4 separate regions of the Homo sapiens genome follow, and all the other regions are linked to region 2. Evidence: chromatin loops called from intact Hi-C (ENCODE). Cell type or tissue: heart left ventricle. All regions are shown on one strand. Region 1 overlaps PLCB4 (phospholipase C beta 4). Region 2 overlaps PLCB4 (phospholipase C beta 4). Region 3 overlaps PLCB4 (phospholipase C beta 4). Region 4 overlaps PLCB4 (phospholipase C beta 4).

Region 1 (8,000 bases), 120 kb after region 2:
TGGGCCTTCTGCCCTAGCCCATTTCTTTCTTCCTCCTTTAGTTTGTCTAATCCAAGAAGTTCTCCCATTATAGTTACTGAAGTGTTTCACTCAGTGCTCTAGGCTCAGCAGTGTCTAATACATATACACATAAACACACATATACACATAAACACACATATGTACCTACTTCTAATTGTATTTTGATGAGGGTCAGCTGAAAAATACATGTGTCTCCTTCTTATAGCTTCCCATTGTCAAGGTATCCAGTAGTTAAAGCCCTTTTCTATCCACCCCCTAACCCCCAGGAACAATCTCTCAGCTTCCATTAGATGAGGACTTTAAAGACCATCTGGAAGTGCTTAAAGAGTAGTTGCTAAGGATCCACAGACAAAAGTTCTTTCCAAAAGGAAAATCCTACATAGTCTCCTCTACTCAAAAAGGAATGGTCTAGAGGTCAAACATACTGGAAACAAATGTGACTTATCCCAGGAAAATCACCTGCCTTCTTCCTTACTCTCTCTCATCACAATTCTGATTTTTTTCCTGATTTTGATGCCTGTATCACAGCTTTCTTTTACATAAGAGAAAGTTGTTTTCAAAATTGCTTCTATAATTGAAGGCAATAACTAGTACAGGCAAACATATGCATAAATCAGGACAGTGTCTAGTTATCACTGCAAATGAGAAGCTCATACATTTGCTCTTTTCCAAAAGGCTGCTGGAATATGGCCCCTTGGAATTCTAACAAGCAGCTTTAACTTAGCAGTCTGTGCGCTGGCTTTGCTTTGAATACCACTGATGTAGTTCTCATCAAGGTTTCCAGGGCTTCTAGAATGTAAAACTTTAAGCAAAAGAAGCCCTTGGATTGTAGCATGCCTATAATAACCCCATATGCAATCACATGATTATTTACTGGAGTTGCTTTCTCCTGAGCTATAATACCATAGTTGAAAAATCACTGCAGGACAAAACAATAATAAAAGTATTACATTTTTATTTATAAAATAAAACTCTTCCTTCAAGAGGAGCCCCCCAAGTAGCCAAAATAATAATGGGAAAGAACAAAGCTAGAGGACTCACATTTCCTGAATTCAAAACTTACTACAAAAGACACAGTAATAAAAACAGTGTGTCAGTGACATAAGTATAGGCATACAGAACAATGCAATGGAATTTAGAATCAAGAAATAAACCCACAAATCTACAGCCAATAGACTCCTGACAAGGGTGCCAAGATGATTCAATCTTGGAAAGAATAGTTTCTTCAATAAATGGTGCTGGGGCAACTGGATATCTACATGCGAATTAATGAAATTAGACCCCTACCTCACATCATATTCAGGATGGCTCTATGACTTAAATATAAGGGCTAAAAATCATAAAACTGATAGAAGAAAACACAGGGTGTAAATCTTAGGGTAATTCTTCATAAACTTGGATTCTTAAATATAACAACAAAATATGAAGGGATCTAACATATGACAAGAAAAGTGGGAAAAAAAGAAAAAATAGATACATTTGACTGTCAAATTAAAAACTTTTGTGTATCAAAAGATGTTATCAAGAAAATGAAAAGACAGTCTACAGAATGGGAGAAAATATCTTCAAGTCATATATCTGAAAAGGATCAAGTGCCCAGTACATATAAAAAAAAAAAGTCTTACAATGAATTCAACAACATCAAAAAAGCAGACAACCCACTTAAAAAATGGGCAAAGGGCAGAGAAGAGGTATAAATGATCAGCAAGCAAGTGAAAAGGTGAACAATAGCATCAGTCATTAGGGAATATAAAGCAAAACCACAAGGAGGTACCATTTCATACCTACTAAGAAAGCTCTAATTTAAAAAAAACAAACAAAAAAAACAAAAAATTAGTGTTGGTGAGGATGGAAAGAAATCAGAACACTTGCTGTTGCTAATGGGAAGGTAAAATGATTAGAATCCACAGAAATGTCACTGTGTAAAGTCCCAGGGACAGAGCACTATTAGGTAGGAAAAGGGTCCCAAAATGAGAATAATGTGATACAGTGAGCTCCTCAACATCGGTGCCTTGCAGACTCTTAATTCCTTTCTACTTGTACAGAAGAAAGAGCAGAAGCCCACAGAAGAGGAGGAATAAGTGAATTCATTAGAAATTAGTTCTGAGCCTCATGAAAATCTTGTTTTATAATATCAGCATCTATAGGAAAGGAAGGAAAATGGGGACGAAGATTCTCAGTATCTGCAATAAGAAAAGTCCTATAGATTCACCATCTCCCTGTCAATACTTCCAAAACCAATGAAAAAGGTAATACTGTGCTCATTTTACAGATGGGACAACCCAGGTCCCAGGTTTCAGAGCTCACATTCTTCCCACCACACTGTGATGTATCCAGCCAGGTGACAAATTTAAAAATCACCAAAATCATTCAGTTTTTCAATAAACTTCTACTTGCTCAGAAGAGTGAGTTAACTTCTATTTTTCTATTAGCTCAGTATGGGCTCTTTAACATACCTCCAATGCAAAAATGTAACGGCATCTATCCAAATTCTAGACCGCTTTATTATTACATGAGGAGTATAAAAAAACACAACTGTTGCAACAGTTTCTTACAGCTTATTTTTCACAGGAGGATTGCCTCCTCCCAGCTACCTGAATGGTCACTATAAAACCACCAGTCCTCCAGCCATACGGAAAGGGTCAGGAGATCACGTCAGCACTTTTACCAGCAGTGCCTCTGGAGTCTTCCTCAAACTGCTCTCTTCCTGCTTTTGTGACACTTGATTCCCCCCACAGGCCACAAAATATGGAAAGGAATGAAGCAGCTGATCTGCAAGGTGGTTGCAGCCAAGGTCACCGGCCGGTTCCTCTCCTGGGAGGGTTTATTTTAGTCTTCAGTCCTCAGCAAGCTGCCCTTTCCCACCTGAGGACAGCAAAGACAAGATGCCTGCTCTTCTTTTCATTTCAGAAAAGTAAAATAGTTAAGAACTTTTCAAATGCAACAATTTCCAATAACTTTAAACATTTTATTGATATATCAAAAAATAATCCAGGGAGCTGAACTGGATTTATATTGTTCCCTCTCTCTTATAGAAGCAGATAAAACAAAGCAAACATGCCCAATGCAGGGGAAAAAATCCATATTTCAGTTCTGGAAAAGATTCAGAATGCCCAATTTAACATGGGAGTGTGTGGAACAGGTGAGGAAACAAGAAATCCTATCTTTGGAATAAGTTCTTACTATTGCCACCACAAAGGCCCTCAGGAAATGACACAGAAAAACAACCGTAATACAATGACTTCAATAGCATACTCACAAGCAATATGTGACAAGCTCAAAGAAACTACAAAATCTAAGGGCAACGGCTAGAATTTTAGACTATTTTTCTAGACTCGACTGTTACATCTTTTCCAGGTCCCTTAAACCTTGAAGGTAAACTGAAGGTAGAACAATTAACAATGCTAATACAACCTTTTAAAAAGTTCACCTGAAAACCAAGACAAGCCTTAAGCATTTGTTAAGTAGGAAATGAACATTTTGTTTTCAAATGTATCCCACTACTATAATTTATGGTTAATGCTTCTCTTCTCTAACTTTTTCTTTTACAAAGTTGAAAAAAATTAATATTATGTATATTTATACAGCGTAAGTATATACTATGTGATATATATGGGTAGTATACCCATATACTTACCAGCTAGATTCTACAATGAACACTTTATGCTACTAGCTTTTTTGAATATCTAGCCCTTCATTCATCGGTCTATCCATCCATCAGCATTTTTTAATCCATTTCATAGTAAATAAGTTGCAGAACTCAGCATGCTTCACCTAAACTCTTACACAGCTGGCATTTCAATCTTTTCCAGTTGAAAGTATGACTTCACAAAAGAAAGGAGGGAAAAGAAAGCAAGTCAATGCTCACTATGCACCTAGTTTCAGAGCCCATGTTGAGGTAAAGATGAGATTGTGGCAAAGGAGAGGGATTTTCCTATGAAAACCAGGGCGAACAGTATTTGGTAGAATGTTGAGCTTAGCAACTGTTAGGAAAGTTCTCTCTCAAAGGTCATGGTGTTGGCCCCATGCTTTTCCCCTTTCCTTCTAATCACCTTGGGAAGAGAAACCCAGTTGGCCAGGGACAGCAAGAGACAGAGCAAAGGAGAATCAACCTAGAAATGGAAAGATGGTGAGAAAAACCTGGCAGTTGGCCAAACCGAAGAATTCTGTCTTCTGGAGATGACATCCTTAGGTGGAAAAGGTAAGACAAGTCTTTTCAGTAAGACCAGTAAGGGGTTAGAAAATTCTTCCTCCTTTTTGTTTTTGCTCTTTCTCTCTCCTCTCTCTCAATTGCTCCACAAATTAAAAAATGAGAGGAGAACAGCTGGGGTTGGTGTTTGCCCACTGCTTGGGAAGGCCTCTAACAATAAAGAAGGAAGATAATGAAAAATAAACAGAGGGCCAGGGTTGGCCATTTAGTGCCTAAGCAGAAGACTTCACATTTTGTTAAGGACTGTCCAGTCCAGCTTACTGGGTAAGGAGAGAAGAGAGAGCCACTGTATAGAAGGGTGCCCGGGAATGAAAGCTGTGCTCATACCACAGCGCTCCCAGAGCACAGCTCAAGAGAGCAAGATGGGTACAGGAGTGGCAATGGAGAGGGTCCCTGAGGCAGATGATATTGCCCAAAAATAGTTGCAATATTATCTTCGCACATTGTGACTTCAACACTCCTGTCTCTGAGAGTTGAACTCATAAGTCTCTTCCCTTTGAAACTGGGCAGACGCCATTTTGCTTTCCATGATTTCAGGTACCCAAGGTCAACCACAGTCCAAAAGTACGAAATGGAAAATTCCCGAGATAATTCATAAGCTTTAAATTGTATCCCATTCTGAGGAACACAATGCAATCTCTCACATCCAGAAGCATCCTTTTGTCTAGCTTATCCATGCTGTACACTCTAGCTACCCACTCATTGGCCACTAGTAGTTATCTTGATTATCAGATAGAAGAAATGTAACATATATAAAATTCAGTACTTAACACAGTTTCAAGCATCTACTGCGGGTCTTGGGACGTAACCCCTACAGATAAGAGAGGACTACTGTAATGTGATAGACGTGACCATGCATGACTTCCAAGGCCAAGTCATAAAGCAATGCTGCTTCCACCTGGTTGGACAGAATAATCACACTGAAGCCCAGGCAGGCTGTCCCCCTGCTCTGAAGCTGCCATGCTATGAGAATAAAGCTGCCCATGAAGAGAGACCACATAGAAAAGACCACATGAGACTGGGTGAGGAGGAAGAAACGCTGAGCCATACCAGCTGCCTGCTCTTCCAGCGTCAGCTGCCACCTGACTGCAACTGCATGAAAGAACTCAAGCCAGAAATGCACAGCCGGGCCCTTCCCTAACTCCTGACCACAGAAAAACTGAGAGGTAAAAAGGTGACTGCTGTTGTTTGCAGCCACTATATCTTCAAGTGACTTCTTACACAACAATAAATAACCAGAATAGGTCCCAACGTATATACTATATCATGGTGATATCTCATTTCATGTACTGCAAAATTCGACTCTTTGAGTCTGGTATCAGTTTGGCCACTAACTATACCTTTCTCATTGTATATGTAACACTCCAGCCCCATGAGTTTGCATAAAAGTATTATACCCAAACTTTTCTAGAATCCTCCCCCAAAACACACGATATACATATATAGATTTTTTTCCCATTGAAATTCCCTCCCTTTCCTCTTTAAAATTTTTCTACTTTCTACCCTCCATTCAAGGCCCACTATCTTCTAAGTGACCTTTGAAGGTTATCAGTGACATCTGAGCTGCCAAACCTAAATGTTTTAATCCTAATTCATGTACAACAGGGCACTAAATCCAAAAATGGAAGTAGCAATAGCACCTCAAGGACAGATCAGCTCACTCTCTCTGGACCACGGTGCTGCCTCATTTCCTTACTGAGTAGTGTTACCAAGCTGGGAGATTCAGAAGCACTGACTAAGAGTCTTATTCAAACAGAATAAGGCCTTTTACCAGAGTTTCTCTATAATATTCTAAAGTTGCACTGGCCAATATGGTACCACGAGCCAAATGTTGCTTTTGAGCACTGAAATATGGCTAGTCTTGAAAGCCGTTTTAAGTACAAAATATTCAGTGGACAAAAAAAGGTAAAACCTCCATAATGTTTACATTGATTAAATGTTGAAATAATTATTTGGATATGCTAAGTTAAATATGTAACTAAAATTAATTTCACCTGTGATTTTGGACATTCCAGCCTCCAGTTTAGGCTGCTGTAACCTCTTTCTTTTCGCTGTCTTAATGAAGCTACAAGAAAATTCAAAATGTTCTATGTTGTTCACGTAATATTTCTATTGGACAGTGTTGGCTGGTCTAGGACATCAGGTGAACAATCATGAAATTTTGTGCTGTACTGAATCGAAGGCACCCAAGAGGGCTGGGCACAGTAGCTCATGCCTGTCATCCTGGCGCTTTGAAAGGCTAAGTTGGAAGGATCACTTGAGGTCAGGAACTCCAAACCAGCCTCGTCAACATAGCTAGACCCCATCTCTACAAAAAAAATTTTACAAATTAGCCAGGTATGGTAGTGCATACTTGTAGTCCCAGCCTCTTAGGAGGTTGAGGCAGGAGGATAACTTGAGCCCAGGAGTTCCAGGGTGCAGTGAGCTATGTCAAGCCACTGCACTCCAGCCTAGGCAACAGAACCAGACCCTGTCAAAATAAAATAAAATAAAATAAAATAAAATAAAATAAAATAAAATAAAATAAAATAAAATAAAATAAAATAAAACAAAATAAAATAAATAAATAGAAGGTGCCCAAGAAACACTATATATTTCCCTTAAAAGCTTATGAAAAGAAAATACTTCCAAAGGCAAAGGTGAACTATTAGGAAATAAAATAAAGGATGGCTAAAAGAGATGAGAATGAAGAATAATGAAGTTAACCTGTGTGCCTGGAAATGTTCCTAGTAAGAATAATCTCCAATCATACAATCACATGACATCCTCACCTCTTCTTTCAGGGCACTGAAATCATTATCCATGATTTTACTAAGGAAAGCTTTGAAATGTCAAGTTTTCTATTTCTAAAACTCTAATATATGTAGAAATTCTACTCACTGAAAATTACCTAGGTGTCTCCCAACACTGCAATTACTTTAGGACTTAGCTCTTTGAACCAGTAGCTGACTCCATTCTCAGAGGAGGAAAAATAATCCTATGCAGCCTCTGAAAGTGCTTAACCTACACCAGGAAATGGGCTAAGGATTAAAAATGTGCCCGCAGGAGTGAGGCAAGGAGGAAGATGGAATGTGGATTGGTAAAGCAGACACTCTAGTGTCCTGCCCAGATAACACTGGGTCCCTTTAATCGTCTTGTGTGCCCTTTCCCGGCTTTTGTGTGCTTTGCTGCTAAGGGATGGTACCAACATTTCTTAAGAAAAACCTTCTTCAACCACCGAAGCTGCTTCACATGCAGATGAAGACAGCAGAGGTGCTTGGAAGTTTATAGCCCTCTCTTACCTGCCCACAGTCAGTGACTGATGCAGGAGTGGAAAAGCCCAGCTCCATTGCCTTGATGTGGAACAGACTCTAGGGAGCAATTATGTTCCAGAGCGGCCCACTGCACCCCCCAACTCTGCCCCCAGGATCAGGCTGGGGCAGGCACATTGCTTGAATCATCTCCCTGCTTGGCTTCTTCCCTTTCCCTTCCCTTCCCCCACTCACTAGTTTCTCCTGGGAGCCCTGCCTTGATAAACCACTTGTGCAGAAATCCTCTTCTCAGTCTGCTTCTGGAGAGCTCATCTCACGACTCTTGGCATGCATGAATGTGCTCTAAGAAAATGTGAAAGAAACCACAGGTTTTTGTGCTTGCTATTGTTGTACCATGGATAAGAGCTTCTGTAACACTCAAGAGTTTGAAATAACTAAAGTATTTACAGGGTAATAAGAAGGATCCTCATTCCTATAGAGCACTGCAGCAACCCTAGGCCACAGATCTTAGATCAAGA
Region 2 (8,000 bases):
ACTGAATGTTTCTCAGATCTTTCCTTCTTGTGTAACTGATTGAAGCCGAGAACAACTGATTTTCTTGCATTCTATCTCAGGATCTCTCAACCTTTAATGTCCACAGGAAGTACCCAGAATGACTTCTGTCACCTCTCCAACCACAAAGCCTCCTATCCTAGTAGCTGACTCCTGGTGTCATGATGATGTAGTCCAGGTTAAGCTTATCTAGGGATTTCCATGTGTACACAAGTGTCCTGTCAAAGCAACTAACCTGGACCATCCTTGGCTCCTGGTACACTTTATTTTGCAAAGAGAGTGCTTCCTTAAGTTTTTTTGTTTGTTTGTTTTGTTTTTGAGATGGAGTCTCACTCTGTTGCCACGCTGGAGTGCAGTGGCGTGATCTTGGCTCACTACAACCTCCACCTCTTGGGTTCAAGCGATTCTCCTGCCTCAGTCTCCTGAGTAGCTGGAACTACAGGCATGGGCCACCACGCCTGGCTAATTTTTGTATTTAGTAGAGACAGGGTTTCACCATGTTAGCCAGGATGGTCTCGATCTCTTGACCTCATGATCCACCTGCCTCAGCCTCCCAAACTGCTGGGATTACAGGTGTGAGCCACCATGCCCAGCCAGTCCTTCCTTAAGTCTTATAAGAGAAAGTGACTTCAAAGGACACATGGTGCAATTCCTTTCTTTAACAAATGAGGATTAAAAAGATTAATATAATTGAAATGATTTGTCCAAGTTCAGGTTTCATCAAAAAAATATTCCTGGATGAATAGCTGAATGAAGAAATAAAGGAACAAACAGGTATCTTTCATTTAAAATGCCAATAAGGTGAACACAATAAGTCAATATTAGCATTCACTTTAGTGCAAGTGTGTTAATGCTACATGGTGCCTGATGTCTATAGCTATGGTTCTAAATGATCCACAGACATGTTTGTCATTTTGCACAATGTTTAAAAAATGAGTTGCCAACATTTTAATATCAAGAGATTTCATGTAAAAAATCCACGTTAGTATTAAATGGACATGAAAACAATCTAGAAACCTCAGGCCCATGTTTTGGTAGTTGGAAAACTAGCTGGAAATAAGTGAAAGTGCCCCCCTCAACAGCGTATGTGCACTCCAACTTGCTAAAGTCCACACCCTCCCGTATTTGTCTTTGCCTGACATGTTTTCAGCTATTCACATCATTTCCCTGGCTCCCACAGGCATCTGAGTTCACAAAATCTGGTCTAAAGGAACTATCACTTTTGGTGATGCACAAATAAATAATTCAGAGTTCAGAGAGCGCCATCACGGATGAGACACTGAGGTAGCAGCTGCTAGGAGAGATGGTCTTGCAAGAGCAAATGAGAACTGGCAGGCAAGGAAGAAGGAGCCACAGAGGAAAAAGGTGGTCATGGGAGGCCCCAGGAGACTGATTTCACCAGCTCCACAGATTCTCTGATGACCACAGCCCATGTAAGGCAGAGACTGGTGGTCCGTAAACTCAACCCAGCAATAGAAATAACAATAAAACCCATTATCCTTATTTGGCAAAAAGAAAACTCTTAGGTGGGATGGGACATTTAAACTTAAGAATATGCACTCAATTATTTGTTCTGATTCACAGCTCTGCACTCCGGACAGCTTAATGCCCCCCCTCATTGATTTGTTTCCAATGAACTCAGAAGAGCTTCAAGAAAAACAATTAACAAGAAAATGTCAACTTTCAGTCTTGGAAACGTTAAAGAAACCCAAAACAAAACAAAAATTAACACAGAGACCTACACACTCATCCCACATTTGAGCCTCAAAAACTGTTGAAGCAATGTGGTGAAGAAGCTTTTATTAATTAGTATACTGGGGTTTGGGTGATCAATAGGCAGTTCAGATTTACAATTTAGCTGCTTTAGTATTCAGCAGGCATCAGCTCAGTTGAGCCTGGGCATCAGACCACTAAGTTAATGTAAGTTCTTTAAGGCCTCTGCAAGTAAAGCAGGATATAAATGTTAGTGATTGAGCTTTTCTGCTTAGCAGTGATTCTCTAACTTGAGTGTGCATAAGAATCACTTGGAAGGCCGCTGAAATCCTAGCTTTCTGATTCAGTAGGGTGGGGCAGGGCCTGGGAATCTGCATCTCTAATAAGTTCTCAGGTATTGAGAGCCACTGGCCTATACAGTATAATTAAAACTGAATTTTAAGAAATGCAATAGCCTTTCTAAGAAGTCCCCAGACGAGGCTGAAGCCTCTGATCCCTTGGGGTAATGCTGTGGTTAAATATCAGTAGAGGAACTGGTTGCAGGGCTTGGAGGCTTTGCAGGATGTTAGCAAAGCCAGGAGGACTCAATTTAAATAGAGAATCAATTTTTTTTTTAGTGAAACAAAGAATAAATTCCTTCTTCTGGAACCATTGCAGTAAGTCTTTCACTCAACACAATTCAAGTTTAGCAAAGCAATTTTGACTTTCAGCCCAATTTGTTAAAATAATATTTTATTACTGGTAACAAATAACCTGACTTTATCTTTTTGTACACAAAAGAATACATAATATTTTTGTAATTTAATTTCTATAGTAGTTATTTACATGCTTATTTGATGACTTGATTACAAGGCATAATTTATGAAGTTTGCCAAATATTTACAAACCTGCATAAAGTATAATGAGCAGTCTGGTCTAAACTCAATCCCAATATTTGCATTTTGAACGTCATAATAACAGCTTATTTTTTGTAATCAAAGGAAAATTCAACTTGGTATAGAATAACAGATTTATTTATGGAGATGTTGAATGAGGCCTGCATTTCCATCTTACGTCTAGTGACTGTGATTTCAGTTTGCTGTGCAGTGCCAGCTGTAACTTATTAATGAAAGACATCTGAACTGCCTTCAACTTTGCTAGACACCAAAATCCTTCCAAGCTAGTTGTATTCTGAGCGAGGAAAAAACAAAAGAAAACATGAGAGGAACTAAAGTTGCTTTTCTAATGAAATTAACTTATTAGAATGCTCATATTCAATTATTTCTATAGTGCCTTGTAAAACAGTGAGCAAAAAGATGAGAATGATTCCAGGAAAAAAAAAAGAGCTTTATTTCAGTTTAGAAAAAAATGGGAAAATACCTTCATTTGGCTGTATTTATTCTTTTTTTGAGATGGAGTTTCACTCTTGTCGCCCAGGCTGGAGTGCAGTGGTGCAATCTCGGCTCACTGCAACCTCCACCTCCTGGGTTCAAGCAGTTCTCCTGACTCAGCCTCTGGTGTAGCTGGGATTACAGGCATCTGCCATCACACTGGGTAAATTTTTTGTTTTTGTTTTTTTTTAGTAGGCTGCATTTATTCTTAACTGTTTTAAGCTTTATGATGTATAAGACTCGCCTATTAGCGAAAGGTGTACTAGGTTTGGGGTAAATATGACAGCAATTTGTTAGTAATTCTTTTTAACAGGCAGTTGTTTAGGAGAGGAAATGAAAGCTAAATTCTCTAACTGTAACGACAGGAAGGATTTAGGTAAGCAGGACATAATGATCCAAACTGGAAAGAGGCCAGGACACCAGGGTCAAAACCTCCAGTCTCGTCATGGATTCTTAGCAGCAGCGCTATTACATCCTGAAATGTGGCTCTAAAAATAACACACGGGATCCCAGAGTTCTGTCTTTCCTTTAGACTATCATTGAATCACATTTTCTCAGTCTTGTTGTCAAAGGATCATCTTCCTGTCTGTTCTAACAACTGAACTGTACAAACTTGAGTTGCACAACATTAAGGTTTATACACCTTTATCACTTGGGTTGGAATTCATTTAGTCAACATAAATACCTCAATAGAATAGGTTTTTATTGAGCACTCACTAAGTGTCGGGCACTGACAGTTCTAGATGTTGCAGATACAGCAGTGAACAGAACAGTGCCGTCCTGCAGACAGAGGAAGAAAATAAATGAATAAATGGATATTATGGTAAGTAAGTCGTGCTAAGAAGAAACACAGAGCAGGAAAAGGAGTGAGGAAGTGCCGAAGGCTGGTGAAATGGGGAGCTCCTGCTAAGACAATTTTCCAGCAGACACGTGAGGGCTGTGGGGGAGAAAGCTCTGTGTGTAACTGGGAAAGAGCACGATACAGACAGAAGGAACAGCAAATGCCAAGTCCCAGAGGCTGGAAGAAAATGCGTAGGAGGAAAGAGAGAGATTAAGGTAGAAAGGGGAAGGGAGGTGGGGATGATATCTAGCAGGGCCTTGGAGGGTTCTGAGCAGTGGAGTGATGTGATCTGAATTACATTTTAAAAACATCCCTCCAGCTGCTGTTTTTAGACTAGACCAAAATGGGCAAGGCTAAGGAAAAGAGACCAGTTAGATACCTCTTGGGGCACAATAGGGAAGAAATGATATTGGCCTGGACCATTGGCCTGGGCCACTGTGTCGTGATGACGTTGGTGAGGAGCAGCTGGATTCTGGATACCTGCTGAGGGTAGAGCAAACAGTATTTGTGAACAGACTAACATAGGACACAAGAGGAAGGTGTTCATGGTCTCTGCAACTGAGAATGGTCTCTGCAACTGAGAGCACATTTGTTGAGATGAAAATGACTGTGGGAGAAGCAGGTGAGAAGAGTTGAAAGCTTTGATTTGGGACTTACCGGTAGAGGAGAAAGGTATATAGAACTGAGCACAAATCTCCTAAATAGGTAAGAGTGGCAACACAAACGTATTTACTCTCAAAGCAGAGAGAGAAGCTGAAGAAAAGACAAGGTGAGCTACCAAGGTGTCTCTTAACAATGCTGTTATCTTTTACTGAAAAAAGCACAATCATATTTTCAGAGTCATATGCACTGGAAAGTATTTTGTATTTATTTAAAATTCAACCCTGAGAAACTCAGGTTTCAGATAATATTTTATTGACTCTTAAAGCACCCACTTGAATATGAAAAAAAAACTATCAGAGACCCTCTTTGAGAAGTAGAAGAATACAGAAGGGAAAATGGCTTGCTGAAAGTCAGGAAAGCTTCCTCCACATGGAACATGGTCCTTGGTATAAAAGACACTAAGTTCAAAGTTTACCCTTTTGCCTAGATTAAATGTTGGGTTAAGTGAATTATTCCAAATGGTCAGATCTTAAGTGTAATAAGAGCCTAGGAATTAAAAAAAAAAAGACTCATGAATCTCATAGGATACTCATAAGCAAGTTCTGTACTAGAAACTCACTTAACTTACATTTCACTTGTCAGACCAAGACTCATCAGGTGTTTATAAGACAAACAAAATACACAGATTGCCCAGGGAGTGCTGGACTCTCCCAGCCAGCAAGCCACTTTCCAATATTTTGTACTCTTTTACTCTCACCTTACATGTCTACCATGGGTTACTTTTGTTTTCAAACCTATTTATTGTCAGTTGTCATAAAAATTGCGTAAACCAATGACACGATCTTGTGGAAAGAAAGGGCATTGTTGTTTCTCTAGCTGAATATTTTGGGAAGATTTCTTTAAAGGCAAGTTGCCAAAAATATTTTTCTCAAATTCCATGTAGACAAGATAACTAAAAGATTAGGGAAAAAAGTCACAGAACTGTAGGATTTTGCATTCCATTGCACTCTGCCCAATGAGTGTCCTTAGTCTCAGATCCACCTTAAAGAAACCAAACTGGCTATCTGAGGCATTCAGAGTAAAGTACAGGGGGAAAAAAAAAAAAAACCCCAAAACATAAAAGCCACGCAACAGATCCACAATTAATGAAAAGGCTTGTCCCTAACATTAAAAGATTAGTCAACAATAGAACAACATTTATATGCCTTAAGTTACAGTGTTTAAGGTATATATGAATTAATTTTAAAAAATGATTACTTGCTCGAATTGACTTTTGTGATAAACTGACCAAAAATGCACCTTCTCATTGCATGGGCTAAGTAAGAGGGCTGTTAGTATATTTCATGGCCCCCTGATTCTAGGCTCCTAGGCTATACTCACGTTTGAGTAGAACCACTCAGTGAGTCACAAACACTATTTCATGTACCCTGGGAAATCTCTACATTTCTCATTGGCCCAATTTGATTTATGTATCCTGCCATCATTTCGAACTGAGGTAATTATATCTATGTGTATTTCATATAAAGACTTTCACTTTGATGGCTTGTGTGTTCTATTAGGAATAGAAACACATATAGAGGAATAGAAATAAAACGGTGGTGATGGAGAAAATGTTGTCAATGCTGAAGGTGGTAAATATGGTTATTTTAAGTTTTGAGATAAGGAAGGGGGCAAGAGTATCCACATGCAGGTATATTTGGTGGAAAAATGTACTCAATATTTTCTCCAGTGTCAATCAACCGAAAGGACAATGCACTGTCCAGTTTGGACAATGAGATTTATATTTATTTATATATTATGCTATTAATGAAATTCGATGTAATAGTTCCCAGAAGCTGAAACACTTAGTTTCTTCAGTAAGAGCAGGCTCAAATAGTATTGAGTTTGAATAAAAAATCCAATACAGAATTATTTTTTAGTTCTTAACTGGCTAGCTGCTCTTAAATTTCAATGGCAATAATACTAGGAGAAAACCTTCAAATCTTCCCTTGAAGTATACATCCCCCCACCCCCAACCCTCAAACATATATCACTGGTCATGGAACAACATGGGTTTGAACTATGTGGGCCCACTTATACATGGATTTTTTTTCAGTAAAAGTTACACCAATGTGCCTGCCTCTCCTGACTCCACTTCCACCTCCTCCACCTCTGCCACCCCTGAGACACCAAGACCAACCTCTTCCTCTTCTTCCTCCTCTGCTTACTCAACGTGAGGATGATGAGGATAAAGACTTTTATGATGATCCACTTTCAATTCATGAATAATATATTTTTTCTTCCTTATGATTTTCTTATTAACATTTGCTTTTTCTCTAGCTTACTTTATTGTAAGAATACAATAGGTAATACATATACCATACAAAAAGTATGTGAATTGACTGTTAATATTATCATAAGTCTTTCAGTTAACAGTAGGCTATTAAGTTTTGGGGGAGTCAAAAGTTATACATGGATTTTCGACTGCACAGGGGTATGGTAGCTCTAACCCCCACATTGTTCAAGGGCCAACAGTACACATCCATAATCTACTCAAGGGTATGTTTCAGAACGTGGTTCTTAGAATGGGCCAAGACTAACAGCAACCAAATTATGGAAAGCAAAAACATTATGGGATTTACTGATTTGAGCCATCTCCCCAGGACTGTATTTGCTCAGGGCACAGAGCAAAGTGGGTGCAGCATATAGGGCATGAGAAGACCTGGTTTTAGGTTGGACTCTGGCCCAGCTTGCTGTGTGGTCTCAGAGTTCCTTTACCTCTCTAGCTTCATTTTTCTCATCTGAAAAATGAGGTGAGAAGCCCTTCCTAAGGTCCATTTCGAACTCTAAAATTCTTGGCCTCTGTCATCCTAATAGCTAACACATATTAAGGGCTTTCAATAAGAAAGGCAGTACACAAAGTGCTTCCCACGTCATAACTCATGTAAGCCTCACAATCATCCTAAGAGCAGATATTCTAGTACTGTTCCCATTTTACAGATGAAGAAAATGAGGCACAGAGAGGTCCAGCGTATATCTGCTTCACATAGCTGGGAAGGGGACGAGCAAGGATTTGAACCCAGGCAATGTGGCCCCAAAGCCCCAATACTTGAGCTCATACTGCATCATCCTGTTTCTTGTAATATGAATTGGTAATTAGAGAAGGAGTTGATCTCAGAAGAGTAATAAAAGAACTTGAAGGCACTGCAAAATCTGTTCTCCCAAAGTGAGGTGACCTGAACGATAGCATAAAACCACCACAATAAGGACAGAACCAAACACTCTTATGTGACATCGAGCATCCACTTCTGCCTCCAGAGCTACAAAACAGGAGTTCTCAAACTTCACCACACATCCGAGTCACCTGGAGCATCTTGTCAAAAATGAAGATTCAGGATCAGAACATCTGGGTGGGCCTGAGACTCAAATGTGTAACAAGCTCCCAGGAGGGGTCTGTACTTCTGGAATGAGGACCA
Region 3 (8,000 bases), 130 kb after region 2:
TTTTTCGGAGTCTCCCTCTGTTGCCCAGGCTGGAGTGCAGTGGCGCCATCTCGGCTCACTGCAAGCTCCGCCTCCTGGGTTCATGCCATTCTCCTGCCTCAGCTTCCTGAGTAGCTGGGACTACAGGCGCCCACCACCATGCCTGGCTAATTTTTCGTATTTTTAGTAGAGACGGGGTTTCACTGTGTTAGCCAGGATGGTGTCAATCTCCTGACCTTGTGATCCACCCGCCTCGGCCTCCCAAAGTGCTGGGATTGCAGGCGTGAGCCACCGCGCCCAGCCAAGGCTTTGTAAAATTAAATGCATGGCATTTACACTCCTTAATGTAGAGGAATTTCTTCTTTGAACTTAAAATATTTAACAAAACTTCTGAGCTCTGCTGGGGTTCTTTTTTTGGACTCTTGAATCAAGTGTTTATATTCAATAAGCACATAACTCGTCATAGGAACCATTTATAAATACAGCTGATGAAAAATGACCTATTTAAGGATAATACAACTCTTAAACAGAGAAAGTGGATAGTCCAGATTAATGTGATGAAGGAGTGAAAAGCAGATGATGTGTCCACACTGATTTAAAGTCCCGAGAGAATTATTCAGTCCCTCCTACTCCCCAACTCCTCTTTGCCTACTAAGACATGGTTTATGAGTCATCCTTGGGGAGTAGTAAAAGATAGCGCACTTGACTAAAAATAGATAGGAACATTCAATAATAAATCTACTTTCTGGATATCTCTTGTCATCATTAAACACTGATCACTTAGAGAAGTGTCAGGTTGTGCGATTCTTCCTTCCCCTCATGGAAAGGCCGGAAGAAAATCAGCCACGGGCACTGCCAGAAGATAATGAAGTATCTCACATGATATGCAAAACGCTGGAGGAAAACACTCAGCCATTAAATGCCAACAGCCCAGAGGAACAGATCCTCCAGGAGGACCTATTAGGAGAAACAATAAAGTTGCTGGTTCACGCCATTACTATAAAATGACCTCTTGTTCCTGAAGGTAAGAAATGATACATAGTCCAAATGCTTTACTTGTAACAGCAATTTAAAAATAGCAATTTGAGCCAGGTTCGGTGGTTCATACCTGTAATTCCAGCACTTTGGGAGGCCGAGGTGGGCAGATCACGAAGTCAGGAGTTTGAGACCAGCCTGACTAACATGGTGAAACTCCGTCTCTGCTAAAAATGCAAAAATTAGCCAGGCGTGGTGGCATGCACCTGTAATGCTACTCAGGAAGTGGAGGCAGGAGAATCGCTTGAACCCAGGAGGCAGAGGTTGCAGTGAGCCGAGATTGCGCCACTGCACTCCAGCCTGGGTGACAGAGCGAGAATTCCGTCTCAAAAATAAATAAATAAACAAACAGCAATTTGATCAAGGGATTATAAAAGAACATGTCTCATATTCACTAGGATTCTGGCTCTGGAATACAAGTATTGGCAAGTTACAGTTTATAAATAAAACAAATCAGCCATATAAAGATATTTCCAGTTCCCCTTTTTGCGTTTCTTTAAAAGTTTGTAAAATGAACCATTAGGGGAGCACTGGAAGAATTTATTTACATCATCCCCTGGTAGTTCCCCCAAAATGGAGGATTTTTGCTGATAATGTACACAGTTGTGATTTTTCACATCAGTGGGAATCTTCTTAAGCAAAATCTGCACAGGACTGAAAACAAGTCACAGAAACATTTCTCCCCAGAAAGAATTGTAGACAATGATCACTTCAAAAACATGTGATGCTTACTAAATGCGGGCAACACTATTGCAGAGAGCAAGTAGAAAATCTAGCAAAGGGTAAAGTGCCCAAGGTTAGTAGTGAAATTAATAAAATTGAACCTAGAAAGTGCTGGGAGATCCTGCTTAATGCTCTGCCGCATCAAGGAAGATGTCTGTGAATCAGTTTTGAGAGGCATTTCAGAAGCAGCATCAGCCAGAATGAAGGGATTCATCTTACAGACTGAAAGTTCTAGAAACCTACAACCAAAGACTCTCCACACAGGCGGTAAAGTACTCACTGGGCAGCTCTGGACTGACTGCAGGTGATGTCCACTTCGTCAAACTCACAGCAGCACTGTCCTCTGAAACAGACACAGACAAGACAAATCGATGTAAAGGACTTTTAGAGTTTTCATGGAGAAAAACAGTCCTTTGCACTTCAAAATCAGAATCTAATGTAAATTTAAAAACGTCAGAAAAACAAAAAAAAATTAGTGGCATAAGTTGCAAACAAATGACACAGACACACAGTCATCATATCAGAATTATTACTGCTATACTCAGCCAACAGAGTTTATACACTCTCTCTACAATGCTGCTAATATCCTACTCACCCTCTTAATCTATTAAAATAATTAAGCAGCAATAGAACAACAAGGCTATCTAAAACCTTCTCAAAGTAAATATAATTATCTTTTCCTGATTAGCAGTATAATGTCCTTAGATGAACTGTAATTGGAAAAAACTCTTTTTATAACAGAATTACATCTATTTGCAAAGAGAGTCTTTTTTTATGGCTGTTTCCGTATTGTCTTTGTTATTAAGTTGTTTATGTTGATTCTGGATTTGACATTGGATTTCTGATTTGGCTGAAATCTAGATTTCAGGATCTTTTCAAGGTGGAGTGGGAGGAAAAGTTCCAGGTGGTGTCAGAAGTACACAAAAGTGGCCGGGTGCAGTGGCTCACACCTATAATCCCAACACTTTGGGAGGCCAAGGCAAGCAGATCACTTGCCTCAGGAGTGGAGTTCAAGGCCAGCCTGGCCAACATGGTGAAGCCCCATATCTACAAAAAAATACAAAAATTAGCCAAGTGTGGTGGTGCGTGCCTGTAATCCTAGCTACTCAGGAGGCTGAGGCAAGAGAATCACTTGAATCCAGGAGGCAGAGGTTGCAGTGAGCAAAGATCATGCCACTGCACTCCAGCCTGGGCAACGGAGTAAAACTCCATCTCAGGCCGGGCGCAGTGGCTCACGCCTGTAATCCCAGCACTTTGGGAGGCCGAGGCGGGCGGATCACGAGGTCAGGAGATCAAGACCATCCTGGCTAACATGGTGAAACCCCGTCTCTACTAAAAATACAAAAAATTAGCCGGGCATGGTGGCAGGCGCCTGTAGTCCCAGCTACTCGGGAGGCTGAGGCAGGAAAATGGCGTGAACCTGGGAGGCGAAGCTTGCAGCAAGCCGAGATGGCACCACTGCACTCCAGCCTGGGTGACAGAGAGAGACTCCATCTCACAAAAACAAACAAACAAACAAACAAAAACTCCATCTCAAAAAAAAAAAGAAGTACACAAAAGTAAGGGGAAGCCCATTTCCATATGGTAAGAAGGCAGAGGCAACTGATGACACCTGGGAAAACTGTGTCTATAAAGTTTGAATTGAAATTTGTGAAGGTCACGATCTATGTATAGAGATGACTACAGCACAGTCCTTTAATAAGGTCTCAGGTAGGTTGGTACATTCATATAATACAAGACTACACCATGAAAAACAAGAGAGGAAATCTGTACCTATATGAAAAGACATAGAAACAAATTCTCAGGTCATTTTATTAATTTAAAAAGTCTGAAGTAGTGTAGTAATATGGATACTATGGCTCCATTGTGTTAAGACAAACCTCACTAATCTATATGTAAATACACAGACATATATATCGTTATACACAAATAACGCATCTGGAGGGAAAACAAGAAACACTGAGTGTGGCTACCTCTAGCTCCCTCTAGGGGACCAGTACTAAAAGGAGATTTTTAAAGGGTAAGGTCTTTGATTTTAACCTAACATTTAACCATTATGTAATATTTTACCATGAAGCAAATAATTTTTATAATTAAAATGGAAAAAAAGCCAATTCACTCCAAAGTCTCTACAGAAAGCAACATCCCACTTCAAATATACAGAATTAGGGAATACACAGCATCATGTACCCTGACTTTACTAATTTAGTGACTATTTACTATGATGCAGGCTGGCTCTAAGCATGGATTGAATCATCATTTATAATCCACATAAAAACTCAAAAATGTATGTACTCTCATTTTATAGAAAAGGGAATGAAGAAGTTGAATATTCAAGAATCCCACAAAACTGGCATTCAAACCCAGGCACCCTCGCCCATGTTTAACCCCTACAGTGCCACTTCTTCCATGACATTTACCAGATTTTCAATCTTACATTTATATTTGTAATTATGTATTAATAATGAAGATACGACTCCCATGAAGACAGGGATTATGTGTTATTGAAAACCACTAGGTATTTCCCCAATACCTACCATAACGCCTGGCACAGAGTAGATGCTCAATAAATCTTTGTTGAATGCTGAATAATTAGGTGGCCTACCTACAGCTGGAATGTTAAACTATATGACTCTTTTATGTCTCCTGAGGCTATGAAACAGGCCGAGTTCCCAAAAAGCTCATTGATTAATGATCCTGCCATACCATGCTCCTCGTTTTGAGAAACCACTTGCTGCCCAAGTCATTTCGTAATCAAAGACTTAGAGACTGGACACATGTTTTCCCTTCTCTTCTTTAATTCCCTAGCAACTATCTAACATAAACTGCCTCATTGTTCCATAAACCTTTCTAATTCTGGGCATATATAAGATATTGCAACATGTGGGGAAGGCAATGTTGAAATACTTAACTACAAAGAAGTTAAGCAGTATAAGCAATTTGTCATGAACTATTTAGCTACTGGCATATCATAGCCAAACTATTGCAACTGACTTGGAGTTGTAGTAATATGTGAATGAAGACTCCAGCATACCAACTTTTCCTTTCAAATACTATTATTCTGGGTCATGAAGGGATTACATGGGGCTTTGGTAAAGAAGGGACTGTGTGCATGAGTGTGTGTGTGAGAGACAGAGGCTGTGTGTGTGTGTGTGTGTGTGTGTGTGTGTGTCTGGGGTGTTTATGTATGTCTTCCCACGTGTTTTGATCTTTCAAAGAAGAAAGATATTTTCCCATAATAGGTAAACAAAATTGCAAATCCCAGAGTTGTATCAGTGTTAATGCAAACAAAAGCTGTTTCATTCAACAAAGGTATCAAGACCATTCAATGGGGAGAGACAGTCTATTCAACACACGGTGCCAGGACAACTGGCACAAAGACCACATATGGTATCTCACACGCAAACGAATGAAGATAGGCTCCTACCTCACAACATGGACAAAAATTAGCTCCAAGTGAATCACAGAAGTAAAACTATAAAATTCTTAAAAGTAAATATAACATAGGAGTAAATCTTTGTGATCTTGGGTGGCACCATCCTTGTGACCAGAACAATGGTTTCTTAGGTGTGACACCAAAAGCATGAAGAACAAAAGAAAAAAGAAGATAAGTCGAACCTCTTTAAAAACTTTTGTCCTTCAAAGTACACCGTCAAAAAAGTGAAAAGAGAACCCACAGAACAGGAAATCTGATAAAGAACTTTTATCCAGGATGTAAGAACTCTTAGAACTGGACAGGAAAAAGACAAATAACCCAATTTAAAAATGGGCAAATGACCTGAATAGACATTTCCCAAAAAAGATATACAACCATGAAAAGATACTTAACCATTAGGGAAATATAAATCAAAGCCACAATGAGATACTGCTTCATAGCCACTAGAAAAGCTATAATCAAAAGACATAACAAGTGTTGACAAGAATTTAGAGAAATTGGAAACTTCATACACTGCTGGTGGAAATGTAAAATGATGCTGCTGCTTTGGAAAACAGTCTAGCAGTTGCTCAAATGGTTAAAAATGAAGTAACTGTATTACCCAGTAATTCCACTCCTAGATATGAACCCAAGAAAAAATGAAAACATATATCCATATAAAAATTACATGTAAAATTTCATAGCAGCATTATTCATAATAGCCCAATTGTAAACAATCCCAATGTCCATCAACTGATAAACATATTAACAAAACGTGTAGTACGTTCACATAATAGAATATTATCCAGCAATTCAAAAATGCAACACAGATACACATGACTACGTGAATTAACTTCAAAGAAACATTACGCTGGCTGGGCATGTTGGCTCACGCCTGTAATCCCAACAGTTTGGGAGGCCAGGGTGGGTGGATCACCTAAGGTCAGGAGTTCAAGACCAGCCTAGCCAACATAGTGAAATCCTGTCTCTACTAAAAGTACAAAAATTAGCTGGGTGTGGTGGCACACACCTGTGATCCCACCTACTTGGGAGGCTGAGGCAAGAGAACTGCTTGAACCTGGGAGATAGAGTTTGTAGTGAGCCGAGATTGCACTGCACCACTGCCCTCCAGCCTGGGTGATAGAGTGAGACTTTGTCTAAAAAAAAAAAAAAAAAAAAAAAAAAAAAAGTATGCTAACGGAGAGAAGCCAAGCACAAAGACCACATATGGTATGTTCCCATGTATATGAAATGTCCACTACAGGCAAATCCACAGAAACAGAAAGCTGACTAGTGGCTCTCTATGACTAGAGGAGCAGCATGGGATTTCTTTTTGGGGTAATGAAGATTCAAAGGTTAGATTGTGTTGATAGTTGCACAATGCCACGAATATATTAATACTAAAAACCACTGAATTGTACATTTTAAGTGAGTGCATTTTATGATATGTAAATTATACTTCATGAAAGCAGTCTTTTAAAAAAAGGCTATAATACACATAGTGAGTTTGCCAGTCAGCTTTTTCCAAAAATGAGAAAACACTCACATTCTTCAAGAAAACACAGTAAGTGATAAAATTTATATATATTAAAAAGTCTTATTGTGATTCTTCAGGGGATTCCTTGTGATGGAAAACATCCAATTTTATTTTACCCTGACAAAAGAAAAGCATACATATGGAACTGCCTTCAAGCCATAAGAAAACACCAATATTTTACTGTAAACCACCACTAATCATGCCACAGTGTTTTACATAGTCTTATTTCAAAGCAATGGGGAACTTTAGCCAAGGGTGAAGCTTTTATTTCTCAGAGGAGGAAGAAACCTACAAATATTTAAAGGTGACATTGCCATGCCTGTTTTAGTGAATCTATATATGTACTGAACACAAAAAGACTAGCATGTGATGTCCTCCCCCAAGATATTCAATATTCAGATTTTGTTTTAAAGTGAAGAGTAACTGGGCAAGGTTGAACAAAAACAGATCATTTTACTCTGACTTAATACTGAACATGGAAATGATTGTTTTGCAAGCAAACAGAATGTTGGAAAGCAGTTGTGTCAGTGAGATTGTGCAGTACAACAAAGACTTCAAACTTTTGTAGCTTAAATCAATAACCACTTATTTTGGTGTTCTCTAGTTTGCAAGAGAAGCAAGAAGGCAGGCCCCAAAGCACAAGCACTTTCCAAGCCTCTGTTGTATCGCATTGGCTAATATATCATTTGGCAAAACTAGTTACATGGTCAAGCCCACATTCAAAAGATAGAGAAATGGTCCCACCTCTTGATGGGGCACTGCACACTGCAAAGCCATGAATGTACAGTGGGGAAGACCTTGTGGACGTTTTTACAATCGACCATAGCATTATTTCCCAAAGCGGAACACTCTCCCACTAATGGTCCATGAAGAGATATTTTATGGTTTATTACACTTTATTATTAATGGTACAGTTTCCATGTACCATCTTAAAATACAGATATTTTACAATGGTACATGGAGAGGTAATGTAGAATGCATGGGCATTAGCACTTACCTTCTATTTATAGAAAATGGAATCATTCTTCTATTGAATGGGTACATAACTTCTATTGGGTACATAACTATAATTATTTACAGCTACTTATAATAGTAATGTTACCACATTACCATCATTATCATGGTTGTATTTTCTTTTTAAGCAAATACATTTAAGTGGAAAAGATGAGTCATAAGTTCAGGTAAAACTCAGATTTGGCCAAATCCATAAAAGTGATTCAGGAATAACCCAAGTTTAGAACCTAGTGGGGTAGGACAATGCTTCTCAAACTTTAACATACAAATCACCAGCATATCTGGTTAAAATGCACA
Region 4 (8,000 bases), 260 kb after region 2:
CTTCCTACATACAAAGTCTAGCCATGAAAGGAATTATTAGTTTTAAACAGAAAATTAAGTGAGCTGATTAAATATAGATCAAAGGAAGTTCTACCATGAAAAGACCAATTTTTGTCACTCATGGAAAAAATGTATCAATAAACAAAAAGCAATCTGGTGTTTCTCATTCTGGCCTATATTGGTTACCACCTATTATAATTAGATTAAAGGTAGTTTTGCCTTCTTCCCTTCTTCTTTGTGCTTTTAAGTTATTTTCCAATATTTTTTACATAATCACATATTTTATAAGTACCAAAGTTATTTTTAAAAATCTTAGACACTACTGAGATATAATCTCCTTTTAATTAGGATAAAGCACATGTTAATATATTTTTAAATATATTGATAATTAACTAGTCAAAATTAAATTTATAACTTTAAAGTAACTTCTTATCATATTGTCACCTATAAATTCTGGTACAAAATCACATTAAATCTTTTAAGGCTATTTTGTACTTTGAAATAAGCTAACTAATGAACTGATATATACATTTCATATTCATCTATTTCTGCTCCAAAAATTAGGGGAAATTACCTGTTTCTTGTTCCAAACCATTCTCCTTTATCTGTGCTATTTATTATTTGCCAACTCTTAAAGTATATTTTTATATTTTATATATTATATGACATCATTATGTCATTTCTCTGACAGTTATATTAGTCTATAAAATACATATTTATATGTCTGCATATATATGCAAAAGTATATATATATTCCTCAAAAAAGTACACATTTACATATATATACATTTATGAATATACCTATATGATCTGTACTGTTTAGAGATTTCCAGCAGAAGTGCCTGTCAATCCAGTTTCAGGTTTTATATAGGCCAACCTGACCAACTAGTTTGACAAGGCTAACAGTAGTTTTGAATTCTATTTTTTTCCACTTAAGTGACCCATTGTTTAACCAAATCAGTAAAGAATTTTACAGATTAGCAACCTCATTCCTCTTATTATATTGGTCACCTTTACCTTTCCCAGAGACCAATATCCTGCAATCACCATGACTTGATTCATTAAGCATTTATTTGGTACTTAGTATTTCTCATTACTGTGAAGGTAGGAGCTTACAGAGTGTGGCAGTTCACGAATTATAAATGTAGCTGAAGGTTTAACACTTATCTGTGCATCTTACTATTAAGCCAGTGATCTCTAAATTCTTCTAATGATGAGAAAAGGGAATATTGTTTCAATTTTCTGCTAATGTTTCAATGCCAAAGGTGATATGATGAGTTCCTTGTATATGTCCACAGGACTTGCTACACATGGCCAAGCCAGTCCAGAGATCACCTCCAAGAGTCTGTGTATGAGAAGAACTGCACTGCAGCAAACTCTTCAAAGAAAATTCAACAGATCCCTTTCCTTCTCTCTCTAACACCTCATAAGGAAGGCAAAAAAAAAAAAAAAAAAGAAAAGAAAAGAAAAGCCATAATAAATTGAGGCTATCTGCAATGACAGAGGCTGATATTCTATTCCCTGCCTGGATGCCTGCTTCAGTGCAGAAACCATGGCTTGTGCATCAGATTGGCTGGCTGATGCCATCTGCAAGGCAACAGAGCCCCAGTAGAAGTAGAAGCAGGCTGTGCCCTCGGGGTCTGATGGTGTTAAGATGAGAGTTTTCCTGTGGACCTTGTGAATACTATGGAAGGTTGTCATGTTTGAATGATCCTGAAAAGCCTCCATCTGAGTGGGCTGCCTGGACAAGGACACAGAGACACTCCAGTGATCTTCCACTGGAATATGAGGAGCTGATATTGCAGTGCTCAAAGCAAATAATGGCATGATGCCAATGGACCTGCAAGGGCTCTCCAAAAAATCCATCAGGGTGTGTATGAGAAAGAACTGGCCTTGAAAACAAACAGCACCTGCTACGTGCAATAGCCTTGGCCCCTTTTATGTCCCCCGTGTCAACTCTGGAGGAGCCAGATAATGTGTAGGAGAGGAAGAGAGGAGAGTTAAACCAGGAATTCCTTTTCTTCCCTACTGCTGATCACTAAGCCTGGGCTCAAGCCTAAGAATGAAAAAAGGGGAGAAGCTACAAACTGGATGGGAAAATGGAAGTTTTGATTTACATTGTACTATGTTTTTCTAATATTTGAAAATTAGGTTGTTCCAATACTGTAAAATGACTGAAAAGCTATAGGATCTGCCAAAAAAAATCATTCAAAGTACAGGAGAGGAGAGAATAAAGCTATTTTCTGTTTATGTCTCACTAAGTGTGGCCCATCCAACAAACCAATTATACTATGTATACAACCTATGTATAGTATACTATGTATAGTATAAAATAAGTCTTGTGACTTTTTTCCATAAAGTTAAATCTGAAAGAAAACTGAGAAGATATAGAAATATCAAAATGCAAATGTAATATATTTCATAAAATGTTAACCACAGAATATAATTATGTCAACAACTTTAAATGTAAATGGACTAAACATTCCATCTATATGGCAAAGATTATCGGAATAGATTTTTTTAAAAGCAAGAATCAACTATATGCTCTCTACAAAGAGACACATTTTAAACGGAAACACACAAATAAGTTGGAAGGATGAAAAAAGTTATATCATGCAAACAGTAAGCAAAATAATGTTGAACTGGCTATATTAATAAGACAAAATAGACTTCCACACAGAGGATTACTAGAGACAAAGAGAAACACTTCATGATGATAAAAGGGTAAATATAAAAGAAATAGTTCTAGAAGCCTAAGCCCTTCATTTAAACCGGTGATGTGAAATGACTTGCTCAAGAACACATAATCAGCTAGGGCAATGGCCAGCTATAAGTCACTTCTCCCAATTTCCTTTTCGAAACCTTTTCCCTATGATCGGTGCTCCTAATCTGAGCTCATTCAACATGAAAGCAACCAACCTATTTGATCAAAACTGTCAACTTGGTAGCTAGGCAAACACAGCCTTGGAAGGAGGGGAAGACCACATGGAAGGGGTAGAAGAGGGTAGAATCCTGAGCAGGGTCTGACTCCAGCTGAGGCGCTACAACTTGCTAGTTATGTGGCCCTGAACAAGTTACTTAAATGGGCCTCAGTTTCTTTTTCTGTAGAATGAGGATACTGCCACCTATCTCACAGGATAGATATAAAAAATGATGATAAGGAGGACGAGGTCAATGACTTGACCAAGGTCACTCGGCTTCTCAGTAGCAAAGCCAGGACCCCACAATGCACATCATACACGCTCACAACCATTTTGCTAAACTTCCTCCCAAAGGAGAGTCCCTAGAGGAGTTCCTGACCTTCACAAGACACTTCAAAAAATGTTCATTTCCTTCCCAATATACCGATGCTGTAGTTGCAAGTAACTTTATAAAGGTATTTCTACATGGGATCCTCACACAGAAACATATATCCTTTTTCATCTACATACACGAGTTTGAGATGATCACTTTTTCTCATCATGATGGCTTTTTCTCACTCTTTGTAAGGTCCTAAGGTCAAAGTGAGTGAGGCAGGCAGGGTAAAAATTTCAGTGATAATTTAATTTATATCATCTCTTATATTCCAAATGAAGCCACATAATTAACACATTTTAAATCATCCCTCAAAAAAAGAGTTTAAACATATCATTTTGCTTAAAGGAAGAAACAGCCATTCCACTGTTTTGTGGTTATAATAACCAAAGAGGCATCACATTCTCAGGACTGTAAACTCAACTTTCAGTTTGGTGAAGGACTCTTCAGAAAATGAACTAATTCCCATGGGTAAGTCTGTGCTTCTAAGACCAATCCCCGTATAATATGTTCAAGTATCTTGGCAATTTTCTGGATTATTTTTATTACGTAATTGAGGATGTTATACAAATAGGTGTGATTTACAATCACGCTGGTCTTTCTCTTTTCAGAGTCTAGTCAACTATCTTAAATGTCAAGGTTACAGTCAAGGTCAATATATTTCACCCCAGGAAAGTAGGTGTCAGCAAGGCAGTAATGCCCACTTATGCTGCCTTATATAAGGCAGAATTTAAAAGTAAGACAAAACTTGATAATTAATGTTAAAAAATGCATTGCTTAGATACTAATTTTAGAAGCAGCAGAATGCATACAAATCCAAAATAAGATATACAAAACCATGAAATAAGGAAGGAAAGCAAAATAACAGTTTGTGGCCCATGTCCTCATCTTACATATTAGTTTTAGGACACATTTAAAAGCCTACTACGTGCTAGCTACAGTACATGTCTGATTTAAAATTTGAGAATGAATTATGACTGCTTGAAAGAACTAAATAGCTCATAACTAATGTATTCAAATAAACTCAAATGACCAAACCAGTGGTCATTTCATGTGACTCACTGAAAGTTCACGCACATATGTAAAGGAGAAGAACCTTTATTATGTGACCCCATTCTATGCTGTAGCTATGTCAGGTTCTGAATAGTATTTTAAACAAAATATATCACACTTAATCAAATGTATGCATTACCTAACTAATAAAATAGCACCATACTGTTTAAAAAGCTCACTCAAGTAATAATATTGGAAAAAGAAAAAGTAATATATTCTTTTTTTTTTTTTTTTGAGATGGAGTCTTGCTCTGTCACCCAGGCTGGAGTGCAGTGGCACAATCTCAGCTCACTGCAAGCTCCACCTCCCGGGTTCACGCCATTCTCCTGTCTCAGCCTCCCCAGCAGCTGGGACAACAGGCGCACGCCACCACGCCCGGCTAATTTTTTTGTATTTTCAGTAGAGACGGGGTTTCACTGTGTTAGCCAGGATGGTCTCAATCTCCTGACCTTGTGAAAATATATTCTTTTTTTATTTAAAGCAAATCAATGTCATGCTTTATATTGAAGATGTCTTTATATCCAATCTTTATATTAAAGAATGTACTGAATATAAATCATTCAGCAGTTATGTTTGCTGTTTTATAACCTCAATTCTACAAATATTTTATTTCTCCATTGGTGATAAATTTAGATTGAAATTAATAAATAAAATAACTCATTCATAGCACCTCCATTGTGCTGCTGGGTTTTTTCCTGACAGGCACCAAATTAAGCAAAACACTACAATGCACTTAATGAATGTCTTATGATAATTTATTCCCCACACAAAAAAAAAAATTACAAAGAGAAAGCACCAACTAACTAAAGAGAAATTAAAATATTTCCTAGACTACTGTTAATATGTTAAGAAAACAGAGCCAAAACCATTTTTATTTTGTTTTAGAAAATTACCCCAGGACTTACATTGATAGCAGAAAAATTCAACAAATACACATTACTTATCAAATTACAAATTAGGCAATGATTCAAGTTCCTAATTATGGAAAAAGATTTGAGCTCATTTAACATGTTTTAATTATAAGACTCCTTAAAGAAGTATGTGCAATTCATGTAGAAAAAAAGAAACAGATAAAGAAACAGGCTAAAGAAAGACATGATTTATCTCATCTCTGCCTGTAAACAAATTAACTCTTATGAAAGCTCAGTGAAAGCAAATACTCTCTAAACTAAACCAACTCAAGAAAAAAATCACCTTTTGAAATTAGGAACATGTGTTCAAATGCCAAAATTATTATTCTGATATTTTTGGTCTGTAATACTTTGTTTCTGTATCACAAGGACTGCTTTCATCTGCATGTAAAAGAAACCCTCCACTGTATTAGGTTTCTAGGACTGCCATAACTAAATACCATAGACTGACTAGCTTAAACAACAGAAATTTATTTTGTCACAGTTCCAGAGGCTAGAAGTTCAAGATCAAGGTGCCAGTGCCAGCAAGCATGGTTTCTCCTGAGACCTCTCTCTTTGGCTTGACGACTGCTACCTTCTCCCGTGTCCTCATATGGCCTTTCCTCTGTGCCTGTATGGTCACAGATGCAGCCATTCAGATTCAGGTCAGGTCAACCTTATTTTGAAACTTGTCTATACCACTGATGAACCATGTGACCCTCAGTAAGTGCTGTAATCACTCAGTTTTCTTAGTATCGAATGGTCGTAATTATACCTAACCTGCAGAATTGCTGAGAGAATGAAATGGGATTGTATTCTGAAGGCCCAGGGCACAATGCCTAAGCCTAATAAATAATGGGTTAGGGGCCCGGTGTTAAAGAATCCTGGAAGTTTCAACATTTTTAAAATATTGCAAAGCCATCCAGTAAAGACAAAAATATCAAAGAATTGGCTCCATTTCTTATGTATCCCATTCCACAGTGTGGCTCAAGCACCTGCGGTGTGTGTGTGTGTGTGTATGAGTGTGTGTGTGTGTAGAGAAAGAGACTTCCTTTCTGAGGGTCTCATACCCTGTGTCTCGTATCCTGTGTGAGGATAGGAAGCAGTTATTGGTAAGCACTTATGTTCCCTGCACCATAACCCTTCTGCAATAAGAAGGCTGCTGTCACCTCTAGAAGGAAATGGACAGGAACTGCTCTTGAGATATTCTAGACCAAAAACCCTGTTGACAAATGAGACATACCTTCCATGTAATTATTGCCTTAACCTTTCCAACAAAGCTGGAAGCACTTTGGTTCAATATTAAGTAGAACATTTCCAGAAGGTTTTCAGAAGGCATCTGCTGCTCTTAATTAAGGAGTGGATTCCTCCTGATCATCAATCTTTATGGAAAACCTGTTGGTCTGCCATGTTTATAATACTGTAGCTGAGAAAATAAAAATTAACATAAAACAAAATGGTTTGGGAGAGCCTGATTCTGGCAGAGCCACTGCCAGGATATGTGTTAATACCCAAATCATCTGCACTTTTAAATTTCCTCATTTCCCTTTGGTAGCTGCACAAGAAATCCCTCTATGCTACTTATGGCAGATGGGGAGAAACTTTAACCAGTTACTTTGAAACTCTTTCAAAGGAAATGAAAAATGGACAGAATGGGGCCAAGCTTAAGATTCTCAGAGGGCCTCACAGGTCCAAAAAGTCTCTAAATAAAAGGAAATATTCTCTATCTGTATTTCCAAGTGCTATCATGAAGTGTTTTCTGAAAAGCTGTAATAACTAAACTATAATCCTCCTAAATGTTGTCTGCACTGAAATGTGAATAATGATATATCTAATAATTAACATACTTAGCACTTTTCGACACAAAGCTAAAAGAAATCTGTGAAATCAAAAAGAAGCCAAATGTGAAGAAAACACCTCTTAAGTCCTATTAATGCTCCAAGCTTGGGGAGGGGGGCCTGGTGAAGACTGTCAAAGACACTCTTTTCACAAGATTCAAACCACTACGAATAAAATGCTCCCTTCTGGTTTTGGAACTATAAAACATGTTCTTTCAAAAACAGTATTGTATTCAGCAGAATATTTCCCTTCAATTAATTAATGGCTTTCTTGCTTTCTCTGTTTGGCACTGATGTACTTGCAGGTCATTTTGAAAAGAAAATGCTACAAGAAAATGAATACAAAGCATTTTAAATTACTAAGAGTCCCACTTAATAAAATAATCTGATTAAATAAATTATTTTGTTCCTAAATTTCCAACCAAGTTTGAAATAAGAAATTTTTTTTCTAATTCCAGGTTATAACACACTGTTAAGAAAAATAAGAATAACTTGATTAAAATCGAACTCATAAAATAGGAAAAACAATATGAGTATGTGCCTATCAGGAAAAAAATGATAACTTATCTTCAGGGAAATGTCTCCTCTGGATCTAGTATACTGATTACAATATCAGGATTTCTGTTACCAGAAATAATGGATATAGAATTTTCAAATTACTTATCATATTTCCAAATTGATTATTCTGCTACTTTTCAATGACCAGTGTAAATAATCATGAAATACTTTTTTCTTTAATAGGTCTGCAGATGGCTTCGGTTTACTAAACTTTGGCTTTTTTTTTTTTTTTGCTTAATCATCAGATTGTTTTCCTAATTTACCCAATCTGCAGGCTTTGCAATAATGGCATTTGGTTATTTATTCATTTAAGAGACATCAACTTAGTCACTAATATGCACCAGATTGTTCCATTTCCCAAGAGAGT

Evidence for each region. Hi-C counts contacts between places; a loop is a spot of excess contacts. Peaks named below come from ENCODE experiments on the same cell type or tissue, not always from the same donor. Only the 100,000 strongest peaks of a DNase experiment are listed, where the experiment ranks them.
Region 1: it touches region 2 in a loop (2.0-fold over the local background); 25 of 110 quality-filtered maps call a loop at or near these places.
Region 3: a loop joins it to region 2, with 2.2 times the contacts of the local background. A loop is called at or near these places in 24 of 110 quality-filtered maps.
Region 4: a loop joins it to region 2, with 2.7 times the contacts of the local background. A loop is called at or near these places in 24 of 110 quality-filtered maps.

The regions. Positions count from the first base shown.
Region 1 is chr20:9,220,817-9,228,816 of GRCh38, reverse strand. The region is part of intron 3 of PLCB4 (phospholipase C beta 4); the gene reads right to left. Among named protein-coding and RNA genes, the nearest start is that of PLCB4, 160 kb to the right of the region's middle. In heart left ventricle, no CTCF peak of the experiment used is centred here; no DNase peak of the experiment used is centred here; H3K4me3 peaks cover 281 bases; H3K27ac peaks cover 1,451 bases.
Region 2 is chr20:9,340,309-9,348,308 of GRCh38, reverse strand. All of the region lies in intron 7 of PLCB4 (phospholipase C beta 4), which reads right to left. Among named protein-coding and RNA genes, the nearest start is that of LAMP5, 170 kb to the left of the region's middle. In heart left ventricle, no CTCF peak of the experiment used is centred here; no DNase peak of the experiment used is centred here; H3K27ac peaks cover 1,697 bases.
Region 3 is chr20:9,211,470-9,219,469 of GRCh38, reverse strand. It overlaps PLCB4 (phospholipase C beta 4), which reads right to left. Exons shown (of 40, transcript NM_001377142.1): 3 at 2,018-2,080. Among named protein-coding and RNA genes, the nearest start is that of PLCB4, 150 kb to the right of the region's middle. RefSeq lists a silencer at 541-741. In heart left ventricle, a CTCF peak has its summit at 3,726 (motif pointing left); no DNase peak of the experiment used is centred here; H3K27ac peaks cover 1,262 bases.
Region 4 is chr20:9,081,634-9,089,633 of GRCh38, reverse strand. The region is part of intron 1 of PLCB4 (phospholipase C beta 4); the gene reads right to left. Among named protein-coding and RNA genes, the nearest start is that of PLCB4, 17 kb to the right of the region's middle. In heart left ventricle, no CTCF peak of the experiment used is centred here; no DNase peak of the experiment used is centred here.